2 separate regions of the Homo sapiens genome follow, and region 2 is linked to region 1. Evidence: chromatin loops called from intact Hi-C (ENCODE). Cell type or tissue: heart right ventricle. All regions are shown on one strand.

Region 1 (8,000 bases):
ATAATTAATATGAGCTAATAATTTTATACTAATTATAGTGCTAAATATAGCCCTCGGGCTCTAAAAGGATTAAAGGATCTCTATGTGAGTCCAATATACACCAGTACTCAAGTGAAATAATCTGTTTGTTTGTTTGGTTTTTTTTCCCCTTGGCTCTCCAGTTATGCTAGGTAAGAAAGAATAAAAGGATAAACTGAGGCACAAGGATGTGTGTTACTTTCAAAAGGGAAACAGAGAGAGGGTTCCTGATTCCCAGGGCAGTGGTGTTTTTTTTTTTTTTTTTTTTTTTGAGGATGTTGCATAATGCATTTAAATATTTTAATGGGCAAAGTTCACAGAGGACATTGGCAGGAGGATGTACCCCCATGTTTCCCCCTTGGGCCCCTCGATGCTAACTGTCCCTAAGGGGTGATAGTTGAATTTAAAATAGTATAATGATATTGTGTGTTATTAGTTTTTCTTGTAACAACTCCACAATACTTTTCACATACAGATACTCAATAAATATTTTCTGGTGCTGCTTATGAAGAATTAATATTCAAAAGAAAAGTGATTTGGTGAGGCATGAATGAAAACCATGCTCTTCTTCTCTAATAACTTCTTTTCTGAATGGTGCTGCAGGGGACAGTGAGAAATTTTTCAGCCTAGGCACAGAGACAGTCTCTTTTGTGTTGGTAAATACACAATATAGTGTACAGGTGTGCTGTTCCAACAAATTAATACAAATGAATAATACATCCAAGGTATTACATTGTCCATGGTAAACCAGGAGGCAAGAACATGTATCTTTTACAAATATTATGCCCATATAGAAATTCTAGAAATTCTTTCGCTAATTTTACATATCATTCTTCACAGTGACAAGTTGAGATTTTAAGCATATTGTTCTTAACTATGTGATCATGATGAATAGAAACAAATTACACATATTACTCTATGTAGCAGGCAGTATTGACCTATTCTAAAATGCATTATTGGACCAATTTTAAAACAGAAGAATCAAAGTAATTGGTGGTGGTGGGATTGTTCTCCCATCAATATTTACGTGTATTTTGAATTCTCTATATGCAGTTAAGCAAACCTAACTGAAGTCACATACACATGATTGTTGATGCAACAAAAATAGAAAAAATATTCTGAAGGAAAAATTTTAAAGCTACATCTCTTTACTATTTTATTCAAATAAAAATTAAAAGTCCTTGCTGACATTAGTATAAAATAATTTTTTATCTTTGAAAATAATTTGTAAAGTAGGCTATTTCTCACCTTGAGAAAATTTTAGAAAAATTTCCAAAGTGAGTTTTGAATAAGAATAACAAATATGTAAGACCAATTTTAGACAGCCAGAACTTTAAGAATGTAAAAGAAGAATGTAAGAATGCAAAATTTAAGGATGTAGAATTTTGAATGATAATTTTGTTAATCTCTACAAGAATCACTACTTTAATTCCAGCTTTTATATAAAATATGCTAAATAAATACATATTTATTGTTTCTACTGCTTTTTCATTTAGCATATCCTGACATATTATGGTATCTATACCTTAATTTCCTTATAATGTTCAAGTTACTTTTGCTAAAAGTGTCACAAAGAGCAAGCAAATGATTTCTTTTCATTCAGCTGAAACCAACCAAAGGGAAAGTCAAGACACATCTACTTGCATATGTCCAGTCCTTAATGCCCTTGCATACAAAACAGCCATGAGGCAGATTGAGAAATGAAATCAAGCTTCACATGAATTGCAGAGAAAATTCTCCTTTAATGAAAATTCACTGATTACTGTCATGGATGCCTTGCTTTTCAATTGCCCCTTGTATTGCTTTCATGGTTGAGAGATACTCATTTTTCTTAAGCAAATTTGGGGGTCTACTAAGCACATAGCAACATAATTGACTAATATAAGTCTATTTGTTGATCTCTTAAAGCTCAGTGCACACTGATGGAAGTAATCCAAACTATTTTTCTCCACCCTTCACTTAACAAGCATAATAATAAATGAATATTTAAAGTAGCAGCAAATATATTAACGGGAAACAAATAGCTTTTATTTGTAACAAGTGCACACAGGTTAATTAACAAGAAGGAGGTTTTGTGTTGAAACAAGGCTCCCGGATGCTGTTCGGGCAGGTGCCGTTAAGGGCCAATTGAGCTCTATAGGATAATTATGAAGTACCAGTGTGTTCTTCCGTTTGTTAACAAAGTGCTGCCCACAATTTGCCTAAACCTATAAACCATCATCTGTGATCCTTGGTAGCAATTAAATGACAAACATCTCCTCATCAGAGACTTGGGGAAACAAAAAGAGACATGATTGCATTTAAGTAGCCAGATGGATTTTTTTGAACACTAATTTTGAAGACCTCTTTTCAATAACAGAATATTAGATGAAAACATATTTAGTACTATGTGAAAGAGGAAACTCCATGGTATTCTTTATGGGAAATTAAAGTGGGCATATTGAATAATTGAAGCAGTGCATATTTGAATAGCTTTGGTTTTAAAATCCTGGAGTGTTCAGCAAACTTAATAGAAGATGGAAACCTAACTCATCTCCTCAAAGCACCATTGAAACACTTTGCTCTTACTATTCTAGCTGCTCACTTACATTTGAGGAGGGGCTATGAAGAACATAGTAAAACTTCTCAGGCAGCATGATGGTGAAAGTCTAACCAATCTCATGCACTTTCTCTAGGATATGAGTTACTAATTAGTTCTTTTTTATAAAAAAAATAGCTTATTACTGAAATCCTCTATCAGCACAAAAAAAGTAATTTTAGACCTAAAGATCGCCTTCTATCACAAACTAACTGATCTAGAAGTTTTAAGGATGTAACATTTAAAATGCTTCTGGAAGCGTAGCAATAGTTCCAGGAGCTATAAACCTTATAAAGGCTCTGCTGAGTTAGTTAAATTAATTGTCTGATTGGAAGAATCTCCAAAACTTGCAGTAGCTCTTGTTTTTATAGTTAAGGATCTTCCAGGCATTTAGTTGCTTACATTAAACAATGTTGTCTAACTGGTTTGCATAATTGATAGAGCTAAATGGCTATTCTATAACATTAAAAAATACAATTATAAATGTATGAGTTTCCCTCAGTCAGAAGGTGATGATTTTTTTTCCAATGCCAAAATAACAGTATTTACAAATGTTTTCATGAACCATGAGAAGCTACTGCTCAGTGTGTTTTAATGTAGTAGTAGGTCAACAGCTCTCTTGAAAGAACAAAACCAACCTAGGGCCAAACAGGCAGACAGGCCTAATTAAGCACTCCAGAGTAAGAAAACCTCTCAGAGAACTACAACTAACTCGACCCCTGCTTTGTACTTCACCAGGTTTCTCTATACCTTTGCCACTTTCCTCTGGATTTATTTTTTATGAATTATTTAAACATGGCCATTTCACATCCACAATTAATTTTCAAAGAAAAGGCAACAAGAGAAAATAATCACAAGTTAAAACAGTTTGAGAACGACTCTAGTTTTGGCAGAACGTAAAAGGCCTGAGTCTCTGTTTCAGAGCCTGCCTTTGGAGGTGGCCTCCCAAATCCTCGTTTGTTTAAGTCCCTAAGATTCAGTCTACCTGACAGCCCAAACCCCTATTTCCACCAGGGAGGAAAAGCAAATTCAAGAGAGTCTCTTTTCTAGGTTACGTGCCTGTGTTTCTTTTATTTAAATGAATGGGAATTAATGATTATAATTTGAATAGTGGAAAAAAATAGCCTACAAAGAATGATAAATTTTTCATTATCATTAAGGAGTAACAATCCATTGAAAAATGGAAGTATTTGCGCAGCTAACCAATTGCAAAAATGAAAGTGCTTGACAATTGTTTTATTCTAGTTATCCTTTCCCATCAGCACATGATACTCTGTCCTGTTATAGCAGGGAATGGCCTCCAAAAATGATGGTATCTTGATACCTTATTCTCCATTACAGAACCATTCAATTGGAATAGAAATCAAGGGATCATTAAATTCATCCTTCTGCATTCAGGTATGGCTACACTCTGCTGGAACTCATCATATTAAAATATAATATAAATATGACATGATATGATATAATATGAAATAATTTCATCTAAAAACTTGTCCAGTGTAGGAGCTGAGGCTCAGTCATTTGCTATTACCAGAATACCCCTAACATGGTATATCCCTAAAATGTCTGTACAGAAAGAAATTAAATCTCTAAACATGCAAAATATATATTTCTTTTGGAGAAAAGAAAAACCTTTGAGAAAAAAACAGACTTTAAAATTCACTTGCCCATTTTTTTCTGGCCATTTTGATGTTTCATAATACCCGCTCTGGCGGTGTTCTTTACAGCTAAAAAAAAAGCATCAGTTTCCATTTTATTGTTATAGGCCAGTGAAGAAATTATCTTGAAAATAAATTTTTCTAAAATGTTAATAGACTCAATAGTGCCGTTTGTATTTAAAATTGAAAAAAGTCATTAATTTATTATATGGCTTAAAACCAAATTGCTAAAATACATGACTAGAAATAGTTCTATTTGATATAACATTAAAACTATTTAAGATTATAAGTGGCATTTATTAAAGAGCCAACATTTGCCAGGTCCTCAATAAAAGATTATTACTAAAACTCAACACTATTACAAAGTAAGTTTTGTCATTCCCAACTGACAAGTGTGGAAGCTAAAGCTCAGGGAGGCTAGGTAACTGTCCCAAGGTCACGCAGCAAGGAAGGAGAGTAGAGGGGCCAGCGTCCTGAGGCTACACCACATGCTGGTTGTCTGACTCGAGGTTGGACCACTGAAACCAATTTCTTCTCTGTGACTAAGTAAGCCCTGAATTAGGGATTGGACTTTTCTTCTCTAATTTAGAGGCCCATATCCACAAGTAGTTAATGACCATGGCCAAGTTAACTGGAATGGGAAGGGTAGCACCAGTCCCAAAGTGGCTCACACCATTTCACCTATAATACAGTAGCATGCCATGCACACTATGTCAGGGTATCACAAACACCAACATGACATGCACAAGATCCCAGGATACATGTGTCTCCCATGAAGAGAGCTCAACAGGACCCTCTCTCTTCATTGCTTCGGGAATGACTTGCAACCACGGCAAGAAAGGTGATGTTCTGTTCCTACCATCTGCCAACATGGAGCCAGCACATGAGGCAGTGCGGTTCCTTCTCCAACTTTTTCCTCCTGGTGACAAATCTTTAGTCAATCCCCTGCTCAATAGTATTTACACGAGATGAGGTAACAGGAGAGGAGAAAAAAATCCAAATAGGCACAATTTAAAGTTTTTCTGTTTGCTAGTAAAGCATCTCTGATGAAAGTGATGTAGCCAAAACTTGGATTTTAAAACCAATTGCTTATTTAAAAATTTCATGGAATACTAGTCATAACATAAATGTCATTATTTTATGCACTGACAATTGGGGCAGAAATCTGATATGTTAGCAGAACCTATTTTAAAGTGATTGCTAGAATATCTACAATTCTAAATGACATTTCAAGAAGACCAGAGGCTTCTGGGTTTTGGATTAAAGGGGAAGGAAAATTCCATGGACTGCCACACTCACAAGAAGCCAGAGCTGCAGCAAGGACAGTGTATTCCCTTTTCTTCAACTTTTAAAATCTCTGTTGTTTTCTGAGCCTAGGGGTGAATAGAAGAAGATCAAGAGGCAGTGATGTGTCATTATGATCTCCATTTCATACACAAAGAACGGAGCTTCACAGTGGTTAAGTAACTTGGCTGAACTTACACCAGCATGAAGATTCAAATTCCAGTCCAAAACTTATGGAAATATCTATTAGAGAAGCCTGTATTAGTTCTCTACCAGATATATTTTCCTAGGTAAGCCACCTTTTTTCTTACCTCTCTCTCTCTTTCTTCAGTGTCCTCTGAGAGCTCCTAACTAAATGTTTTATACACAGTGCATGCTTTGGTTGAGTGAAATAATGTTTTTTTGAGAAAATCAAAACCATAGTTATGTGTCGCTTAATGACAGCGATATGTTATGGGAAATGCATTGTTAGGTGATTTCATTGTTCTCATATCATACAGTGGACTTAAACAAACCTAGATGTTATAGCCTACTACACCCCAAGCTATAGGGTATAGCCTATTGCTCCTGGGCTACAAACCTATACAGCATGTTACTATGCTCAATACCGTATGTGTGAATCTAAACATATCTAAACACAGAAAAGGTAATGCATTGCACTATAACATTATGACAACTCATATTCCTGTCACTAAGTGATAGGAATTTTCCTGCTCTATTGTAATCTTATGGTACCACTATCAGATAGGTAGTCCTTCATTGACCAAAACGTCATTATGTGGTCCATGACTGTACCTGATTATGAGTATTTCCTCCTTGCTGACCCTTATAATAAAAATATACCTTAAAAAATAATGCTAATATGTGAATTTATACTGTGAAAATTATATTCCATACAAGATAGCTGTCAAACATTATGAAATAAAATACTACAGAACTTAGAACCAGAGGCTACTAACCTAATTAGTATACTAAGCAGGAAATATAAATGCTTATGCTATATTGTGAAAAAATAATTGAAAATAATGGCTAGCCACATTTTAGAATTCTACAAATGATAAAATTATTTTATCTGATAAATGTTAAGGTGACAGGAATATTGTTAAGCAAATGAATTAAAAAGATGAATTTTAGGGAATTCTATAATTTCAATATTACCTGCTAGAATTGAGCATAAAGCTTTGAGTATAGTTTAAATTAGCTACTTTAGGGTTGACTAGGAAAGGCAAAGTTTGCCTTATACTGCACAGTAGTTTGTTCCAAGTATGTTCTTCTTGTAGCTTAATAAAGACAGCAAGTTTAGGAGTCCTAGGGAGAGGTTAAGAGGCGCAAATAAATAAAAGGGCAGACCAACTACAACTTGCAGTGGTCTTTAAATGTGGCCCAATTTTGAGTGTTAGAAACAATAGGAAACAAACAAAAAAGCCACAGAGACCCCAGAATGAGAATGTTGTATAAAGACAGAAACCACATCTTTTGGTCATATGTGCCTCAAACTTGTGCAGCATCTGACCTAAAGCAGTCATTTAGTGAGGAAACAGTCAATAAATCAAAGAACTAGACAGGGAGGCTGAGCAGCATAGAACCTTCTAATAAACCTAAGCACATCACAGTCTTGCTTAAAACCTTCACGGTTTCCCATCACCAAGTAACAGAATTCAAATTCTATAGTTGGGCAAACAGTTTCTGACATAGCGCCTACCTCCTCTGCCGTTGCATCCCTGACCACTGCCCCAGTGCTCCAGCAATAGTGGGTCACTGGGAGATCCCTCCATAAACTGCCCACCTGCTACCCCCCAGTGTTTTCAATCTCCCCACCAACTTCTGCCTGCATAATATACTTCTGTTCCTTTGCCAAGACTCCTCCTATTTTTCCCCCTCCGTTTTTCTACCTTTGTTACACTTATGAAACATACATACTCTCCTAGAATTAGCTATGTATGTTTTCGCCTGGGAGCTGAGTCTGACTTATCTTTGAATGCCCAGAAATTCACAGGGTCTGGTTGCAAATGGGGCACAATAAAAGATTTTTGAATAAAAGAATAAAGTGCTGGAAAGAAAAGAGAAAATGTGAGACTCAAACAGGAAAGGAACTGATGTACAGCTGGATATGCAAAGAGGGTACTCTGAAAAGACATGATTTCCCAATTCTGTCTTCAGTGTTTCAAGTTGAGTCTGCATAAGACTAAAACAACTTGCTTTTTAAATAAAAAATTAGTTACCTGTTATTTGGCAAAGGAACAGGTACTCATTATGAGCCAAAAGATGTGGCAGTGTCATCCTGTTTTTACTGATTATTTTCTTTTACTTTTTGAAAATGTTAGACTTGTAGAAAAGTTGCAAGAATAATACAAATAATTCTCATATCCTAATATTAACATTTATCATGTATTTTTATAAATAATGTAAGAATTGTAGGGATGAAAACTCCTTCCCTTTAAATACTTCAGTTTGCAATTCTT
Region 2 (8,000 bases), 670 kb after region 1:
GGCTTCTGTTTTTCTTCTCTCAAGTCCACAGTTTCTCTTTCTTTGTTCACACTATTTTCTGAAACACCCCATAAATGCAATGCAAGAAAACACCTGGATAATTTCCATTTCCTACTCTGACAAAAGTTAAGAGTGGAATAAAGCAAGCCTCTGTCCAGCCCACAAACTCCTTTGCATTCTTCATTTTTTTATGTAAATATCAGAAGGAGCTCATATGTTAATCTTTGATATTCCTTATGTCATATGCAAAAGTAGAAAGTCATGTGAGGTTTGCCATTTAGTTTATCAGCCACTGTCATGGAAATCTGAGTATCCAGAACCATTGGCAGGGCCCCTTTTCTGTGCTCTCCTCAAGCCAGGTAATACTGCTGCTACCTCTACCAGTACTATTACTAGCAGCTAGGGATATTCAAGGAATTATATTGCATAGATAATTGTAGCAGCTAGCTCTTACATAGTGCTATATATAACAATTCCTTGCCTATTCCTTGCATGTAAATGATAGTAGTAGCCAGCAATATAGAGTTAGTATATAAGCTAGCTCTTATATAGTGCTATATATAACAATTCCTTGCATATTCACTACCATTACTAGTAGAGCTAGCTCTTATATAGTGGAATATGCAAGGAACTGTTATATATAGCACTGTATAAGAACTAGCTCTATTAGTAATGGTAGTAGCTAGCTCTTACATAGTGCTATATGCAAGAAATTGTTTTAAGTGCTTAACTCATTTAACCCCCACAGCACTATGAGACAGACACCATATTTAGTCCCACTTTACAGAAAACTGAGATACAGAGAGATTAAACGACTTGCCCAAGCTCACATAGCAAGCAGAGCCAGGATGCAATAAAAACAGTGTCTTCACTCTTTAGCACTATGTTCAGGTTTCATTTGCATGTCTTCATTTATTTTTTCATCTGAAATCCTTAAAACTAGTAACCTTGACCAAGCGTCTGAAAACTACAAAGATTTCAAGGAGTAATTCCTTGATCTCCATCATTTAAAATGAAGACTCATAACATTGCTCATCCCTAGTTGTCTGAAACAGTTCTGGTTTATACCTACTACCTGTAGCTTGTTTTATTCTCAAAAGTATACTGGCTTACATGTTTAAGAATGAAAAGTAATAACATTTTACAATAAAATAATAAATGTTATGGCTACTCTAAATGGAAACGAGAACCATATTTGGAAGAACAGAGTGAATTGCTGCTTTGATCAATGAATTTATTTTGTCCAGAAATAGGACAACTTTGTACTTCACCAGTACAGACTCTGAATTCCGGTTTGGAGCCAAACACATTTCTCTCATGTGGAATGGGTGTATTCTTAAAAGAATGTTGGAGGTGAGGCAATTGCCATGTTCCCTTTGGGGAACTAGACATTTTATTTGTGCTGGTTTTGATGTAGGGAAGCTTATAAAGGGGTGAAAGTACTTTCGTTCTTGTTGTGTCTTACTGCTTAAGGAAGGATGGGTTGTTGACTGAAGTGAAGGAAATGCCTTAATAGCATAAAACAGCGAGCTGGCTCCAGAATCAATAGGGCACTGAAGCAATGCAAACAGACATAATACTTGAAACATACAAGGAAGGGTGCGGGAAAGAAACTTCAAACTTCATGTGAATGATTTGTATTTACTATAAAGAGCAAGAAGTTTAGGGAAAATTTTGAAGAAAATGAGAGAAGTCAGATGAGGAGATTGGAAAACTCATTGGTCAGCAGTATTTAGAATATATTAGAAGAGGTAAAGCTTGAAGTTGAAGGGCCAGAAGGGTCAGAAATATAGACATTTTTGTAAATTTATGTGTTGTATTTCCACAATTATTAAACTGTGTTAGTAGTCTCTGAATGCTGGGCTAGCGCAAAACCCAGATTAAAAATTAAGTTGCAGAATTTGATGAAAGATAGACATTGATAATACTCTCAAAATGTAATAAGTCATATGGTGAAAGGATTGGAGATCACTGAATATGCTTCCAGGGGAAAATGTTACATGTAATTAAGCTCAGGGTGGAGTAGTAGTATCTCTGGGGTGATAAACTAATGGACTTAAACTATTTTCTCACTTTTAGATTTTTCTGTCTCTCCTGATCAAAGTTGTAACTTATAATGGGTAAAAGACTTCTGAGAGCTTAGATAAGTATTTAAAAAAGTTCTTTGCATATTTTAAGTAGCCTTCACATCCTTTTGCAATCTTTGTTGATCAATACCTTCCACCTCCTAATCTACCCCTGTCCTTACCCATGCAAATCAAATTAACCACTGTTTTAGCCTATCCTAAATAGCAGAGAGTGAGGCAAGACTACATTGCCAATCCTTTATAGGGAAATGACATTTCTAGGCAAAGGTGAGGGAAAAGGAAATGAATCAGAGAGGGATGGAAGCAAATGCAAGGTGATGTGTTATGGTGCTGGCCAGACAATGCTTCAGGAGGTTTCCAGACAGGATGCGTGGAAAAGCCACCACTCAGAACAGTCCTCTACAAGGAATTTATCTAGTGTATTATTCTAGGCCTGTCTCCCATTGGTCTGTTTGCCTCATGAGCTGTCTACTTCCCTGAGTTTTATTGTTGTATCACTTGGCCCCCTTTGGAAGTGGTGTGGGGCTTTGTCTAGTCCAAAATTGTTTGGAAGAGCCAAAGCCTGTGGACCAGGCTTGCAGTAAACTATCTGTCACCAGGATCTATAAACCCACAGATAGTCTGTGACCTTGATGTCAGCTATGTTGGGCAACTGTCCAAGGTCTAGGAGATAAATGAGGTTGAGAGAATCTGAGGAAGCATTTACGCTATGTTGGAGGCAACCACACACTCATATCCCCACCGTCCTACTGTAGATTCTGCAACAGTACCTATAGCGTTTTCTTATGTATTTGTTTCTTCTTGCAGATCTATAAGCTTATGAGAGCACTTAAGTTGAGTTTTTGTGCTTGTAGGCCTTAGCACAACATTTGTACATAAAAATAGTTAATGAATATTTATAGAATAAAGGAATGAAGTTATATATCATCCTTCTCAAAAATCAAAATTCCAGTCTTCCAAATAAGGTATCTAAATTCTTATGACATTCTATTTACCATATACCCAGACATCAGAAATTCACACCTAAAACAGTAGCCACTGAGTTTCTATAAATCCTCTGAAAATTTAAGTACATTCTAAAAAAATCACACATGGTTCCTGAAAAGTCAAACTAAGCTCCAGGTATATATTTTAAACTATTCATAGGAAAGAAAAAGAGCTTCTCTGACATGCTATGCTGAAAATTACCTGCTTATTTCATTACAAATGATATTTTAGCATTTAACATTTGGTGGTAATAACTGTTACTTTTTAAAACAGGTTTATTGTTGTCACTAATTTTTACACTGTTCCTTGCAGATGAACATTTTTTCAAAAAATAAATAAGTCAAGGTTAAATAGTTTACCCACAGGTACAAAGGTAGAGATGGGGGAGGTCTCATCAGATGTTTATTAATTAGTATCTTTTCTACAAAATCACATGCTGACTAGCAGATGAAGATGAATTAAACACATGATCATATCTTCTGTTACCTAATACCTCAATAGGAATCCATAAAACACTGTATTAAAACAATCATAGGAAATAATAAATTTAGAAAATGATAGTGATAGGCTGGAGAAAACTGTCTAAAGGGATTGGTATAAAGAAAACTGTCACAGATAAATAAATGAAGAAATAAGGCAAGAACAGGTTTAAATATTGCTTCAAGCATGGCTTGTGTTACAGCACATAAAGTAGCTTAAAATATAAGCCCCAGTGTTTTCTTTGTAGTTTTTCTACATAAATACAGATATTATAATTAGCCTTTATGTTTTTCAGAAAACACTAATCCATGGTCAAAATAATTGGTTCAATGAGCTGGACACCTGTAGTAAGTTTCGGAAGAGAATACTTGCTTGTGGGTCTGAAATGATACCAACTATTTGGAGATAATTTACTTTAGAAATTTACATATCCAAATCATGGAGAAAATTAATATTAAAATAGAGAAAAAATAAAGCAAAAACAAATGTTTTAAACACTACTGGAAAATACATTCAGAAGCAGATGCTGCTTGCAAGCAGATATTTTATATAGAACAGTGTTTTAAGGACAGAGAAAGATGATAGGTTTTCAAGGATTCCGTTGTCACTGGATATAGGCATTTGCCTTTTGTATGTATTTAAGAATTTGCATTCTTATTCTGTTCTGAGCAGAAGATCTTTTTCTAGCGCAATGATAGCATGTGGTGTGTTGTGGTCCCGAAATGTGTGCAGTGAGGTCATTATCAACCCCAGACTAGTTTCTGTCTTTAATGCACATTAATTCACATGTCATCAGACATGAAAACTAAAGTGTTTAGAACCTATGTTCTTTTGCTTTTTGTCTTTCTGGTGTCATCAAAAGTAAAAAAAAAAAAAAAATAAATAAGCACCACCTTAGAGTATATGAATGACCAGGAAATAAACATAAGAATAATAAAAAGTCAAATCATGTCCAAATTAAATTAAAGAAAATGAATCACAGAAGTTTCAAATAGAACACCCATTTGCAAGTAAATGAATTCCAAATTTGGGCAAAGTTTTTTGGAGTTTTAGACTATTAGCATGTAGTCACAGTGACACTTTGTGTTCATTGTTAGGGAATGCACTCTAGGAAAGTGCTAGATGAATGGATACCATGATGCATTGTGCTGGGAGCATTGCTACAGAATTCATCCTTGGGAGATCCAAGAAAGAAAATGAGAAACAGAGTGAATCAAACTGAAACATGTAAACCCAGAGGAGTGGACATATAAATATAGAGTGTTATTAACACATAGATAATGTCCTTCTGAATTCACTAATATTCTTTGTATTGCACTGTTCAACATAGCATACGCTCTCTGCTTTTTAAGTAACTGACCTAACCTCTAGATCTAAAATATTTGTTCTACATCATTTATTTAGAGATGTTATTTTAATTGTTACTTAACATCTCAGTGGATAATTCGGCTTATAATTCTCTGAAATAAAATCAGACAGAAACTTATTTAGATTTAAAAGTTGAATTTTTTCTGCTTTTATCTGATGAAATAAATGGCAATACATTTCAATGACTACTAGAGAAAGAGAGAACAGCGTGAATCCAAGTATCCAAATATATAATTTTACATCATCATGTTAAAGAAGGATATTTATATTCTTTTATGTAAAAAGTATATTTTATTCTAATACTGCAGCTGTCTTTGTAAGGGTTGTATAATACAGATTTAGAGAAAAAAATTTAAATAAAAACATAATAGTTGGATTTATTAGAATATTTATATTCTAATAAAGTAGCTTAAAAATAAATTTTAAAATATCCTGACAATTAAATTATGGAATTGGATTGTAATGCAAAACATTAATTAGTATATTAAACATTAAACATTAAATCCTTAACTAGTCTGTTGAGAAAGGAACACATAAGTGTCCTAAGTTGGAAGGCCAAAGGCCAAAGGACAACTGGGGTATCAGAAGCATCACCCACAGATGGTGCCTGATCCATCTTGTTCCAACCTTATTTCTATATATAATTCCTCATATATATACATATATATGAGGAATATAAATAAATATATTTATTTATATTATAGATATGGTATTATCAGTTGTCTAAATACAATTTAGGAATACTTGAAACATAACAGCTATCTAGATAGCTAAGTAGGGATATTTGAGAACTCTTGATAGAAACTTTGAATATGTCTGATGATATATGTCTATACACTTATACATACAAATATGTGTAGACACATACACACAAACACACATATATGTTTAAATACAATTTATGTATATGAAATTTTAGATTAATTTGTATCTACATAGATTAAGTCAGTTGCAGACCTAAGCAGGAATGGCATATTAAAAGTAAAAGAACAGAACTTTGGAAAGTTGAAAATACGTAAATCAGCAATTTTGTATTCATTCAGATGATTTATTGCCTACTTTCTCCTTTTGTTTACATTCGTAGATAAACTTTTTAAAAAAATACTAGCCGGGCATAGTGGCTGTAATCCCACACCTGTAATCCCAGCACTTTGGGAGGCTAAGGCCTTCGAGACCAGCCTCGCCAACATGGTGAAACCCCATCTCTACTGAAAATACAAAAATTAGCTAGGCGTAGTGGTGCACGCCTGTAATCCCAGCTACTAGGGAGGCTGAGGAAACGGAATCGCTTGAATCTGGAAGGCGGAGGTTGCAGTGAGCTGAGATCGCGACACAGCACTCCAGCCTGGGTGACAGAGTGAGACTTCATCTCAAACAAAAAAAAAAAAAAAAAAGAAAAAGAAAAAAAAAAGTAAGTAAAGCCCAACTTGCCCCAAACACAGTAACTAATAAGGGGCAGAGCAAACATTCACACCCAAAGCCAGGGAGCTGAATGTTCCAGAACCCTACTGAAGTGCATCTTAATTTACTTAATAGGTTTGAATCTAAGAAGCTGTGTACAATTCATGTTTTATAAACTCTGTCCTTGCCAGTGAATTCCCTTGAATTTGGAAGAATCCTTGTGTAGTCCCTTAATTTACATGGTTTCTAACTTTAAATATTCATGGATTCACTGTGATTTGCTAGGAAAGGGATGTTTGTTATTATTCGAATGCTTTCCTTCATATCAAGTAATCAATAAATGTAAAATTATAAAACAAACTGCAGTTAAAAAACATTGTCACTAAAACTATAGTTATAGCTTCATCAAGTCAGCAACTCTGGACCCCCTAGCAAGAAATGAAATATTTAGGAGGATCTGTCATTGTTAGAAACTGTGTCATTTTGAGGGTGAAAGGAGTTTGATCAGCAATTACATCAGGGCAACTGGAGTAAATAGGGACAGTCTAAGAAAAACTGATCACTCTATTAGTGAGGGCAACTTGAGTGATAATTTTCATTCTGCACATTATTGGTACTATCCATTTATATTTACATATATGTTTTAAAAATTCAGAATTGTAGAAGTATCAAAATTGCTATAGAGTTGTTCCTCAGTATGCATAGGGAATAGGTTCCAGAATCCCTGGTGGATACCAAAATCTGAGGATGCTCAAGTCCCTTATATAAAATGGCACAGTATTTGCATATAACCTATGCATAGCCTCCCACATACTTTAAATCATCTCTAGATTACTTGTAATACCAAACACAATGTAAACGTGATGGAAGTAGTTATTATACTGTATTTTTATATGGATCTTTTTGTTTTATTATTATTCTTTAATATTTTGATTCATGGCTGGTTGAATATGATACAGAACCCACAAATATGGGAGACTAATTTTGTAAGCAAAACCAAATGGTCAAGCGGATAATGAAAAATCCAAGATACTCCTAATCTTGTAAGATAAGAAAGAAATGCAAAATGAAAATGATAAATTTGTTTTAAAGTATTATTGTTGGTTGGTGAAGGAAGAAAGCTCTAAATACAAGCCAAATAAAAATAAATACTACCATGATTGCTACTATCACTACCCCAATCCCCAGTCATCTATACTAGTGAATACTACCACGTACTAGGAACTGTTGTGTGTTTCACAGACACTATCTTATATAGCTATTAGAATAATTATGTAAGTAAAATATATTATCCACAATTTACATAAGAGAAAACCGATGCTAAGAGAAATTAATATTTTTTCCAGTATCAGCTTGGAAATGGCACAAGTGGGATTTGAGTAATTTTTTTTTCTCTAGAGCCTATGCTTTTTACTAAAATGTCTAGAGAAAAAAATCTTGGGATTGTAAGTGATAGTTGACTCATGGATCAAATGTATTACCGTTAGTGTGATTAAATGTGGTATTTGATCTATGATTAAAAGTAGACGATGTGCCTTAGTAATTAGGTCATTAGGTGGGAAATCAGAATATAAAAGTCCAGTTCTGGTTTTTCTTTCACTACTTACATGGCGCTAAGCAAGTTCCTGGCTCTCTCTGGGCTCCCTTTTCTTATCTACAAAATTAGTTACTTCACTA

The links. Hi-C counts contacts between places; a loop is a spot of excess contacts. Peaks named below come from ENCODE experiments on the same cell type or tissue, not always from the same donor. Only the 100,000 strongest peaks of a DNase experiment are listed, where the experiment ranks them.
Region 2: a loop joins it to region 1, with 3 times the contacts of the local background. A loop is called at or near these places in 30 of 110 quality-filtered maps.

The regions. Positions count from the first base shown.
Region 1 is chr13:78,981,175-78,989,174 of GRCh38, reverse strand. It overlaps LOC105370273 (a long non-coding RNA gene), which reads left to right and starts at 5,644. Exons shown (of 5, transcript XR_942108.4): 1 at 5,644-5,828. In heart right ventricle, no CTCF peak of the experiment used is centred here; no DNase peak of the experiment used is centred here; H3K27me3 peaks cover 520 bases.
Region 2 is chr13:78,313,859-78,321,858 of GRCh38, reverse strand. All of the region lies in intron 3 of OBI1-AS1 (OBI1 antisense RNA 1), which reads right to left. Among named protein-coding and RNA genes, the nearest start is that of OBI1-AS1, 260 kb to the right of the region's middle. In heart right ventricle, a CTCF peak has its summit at 4,629; no DNase peak of the experiment used is centred here.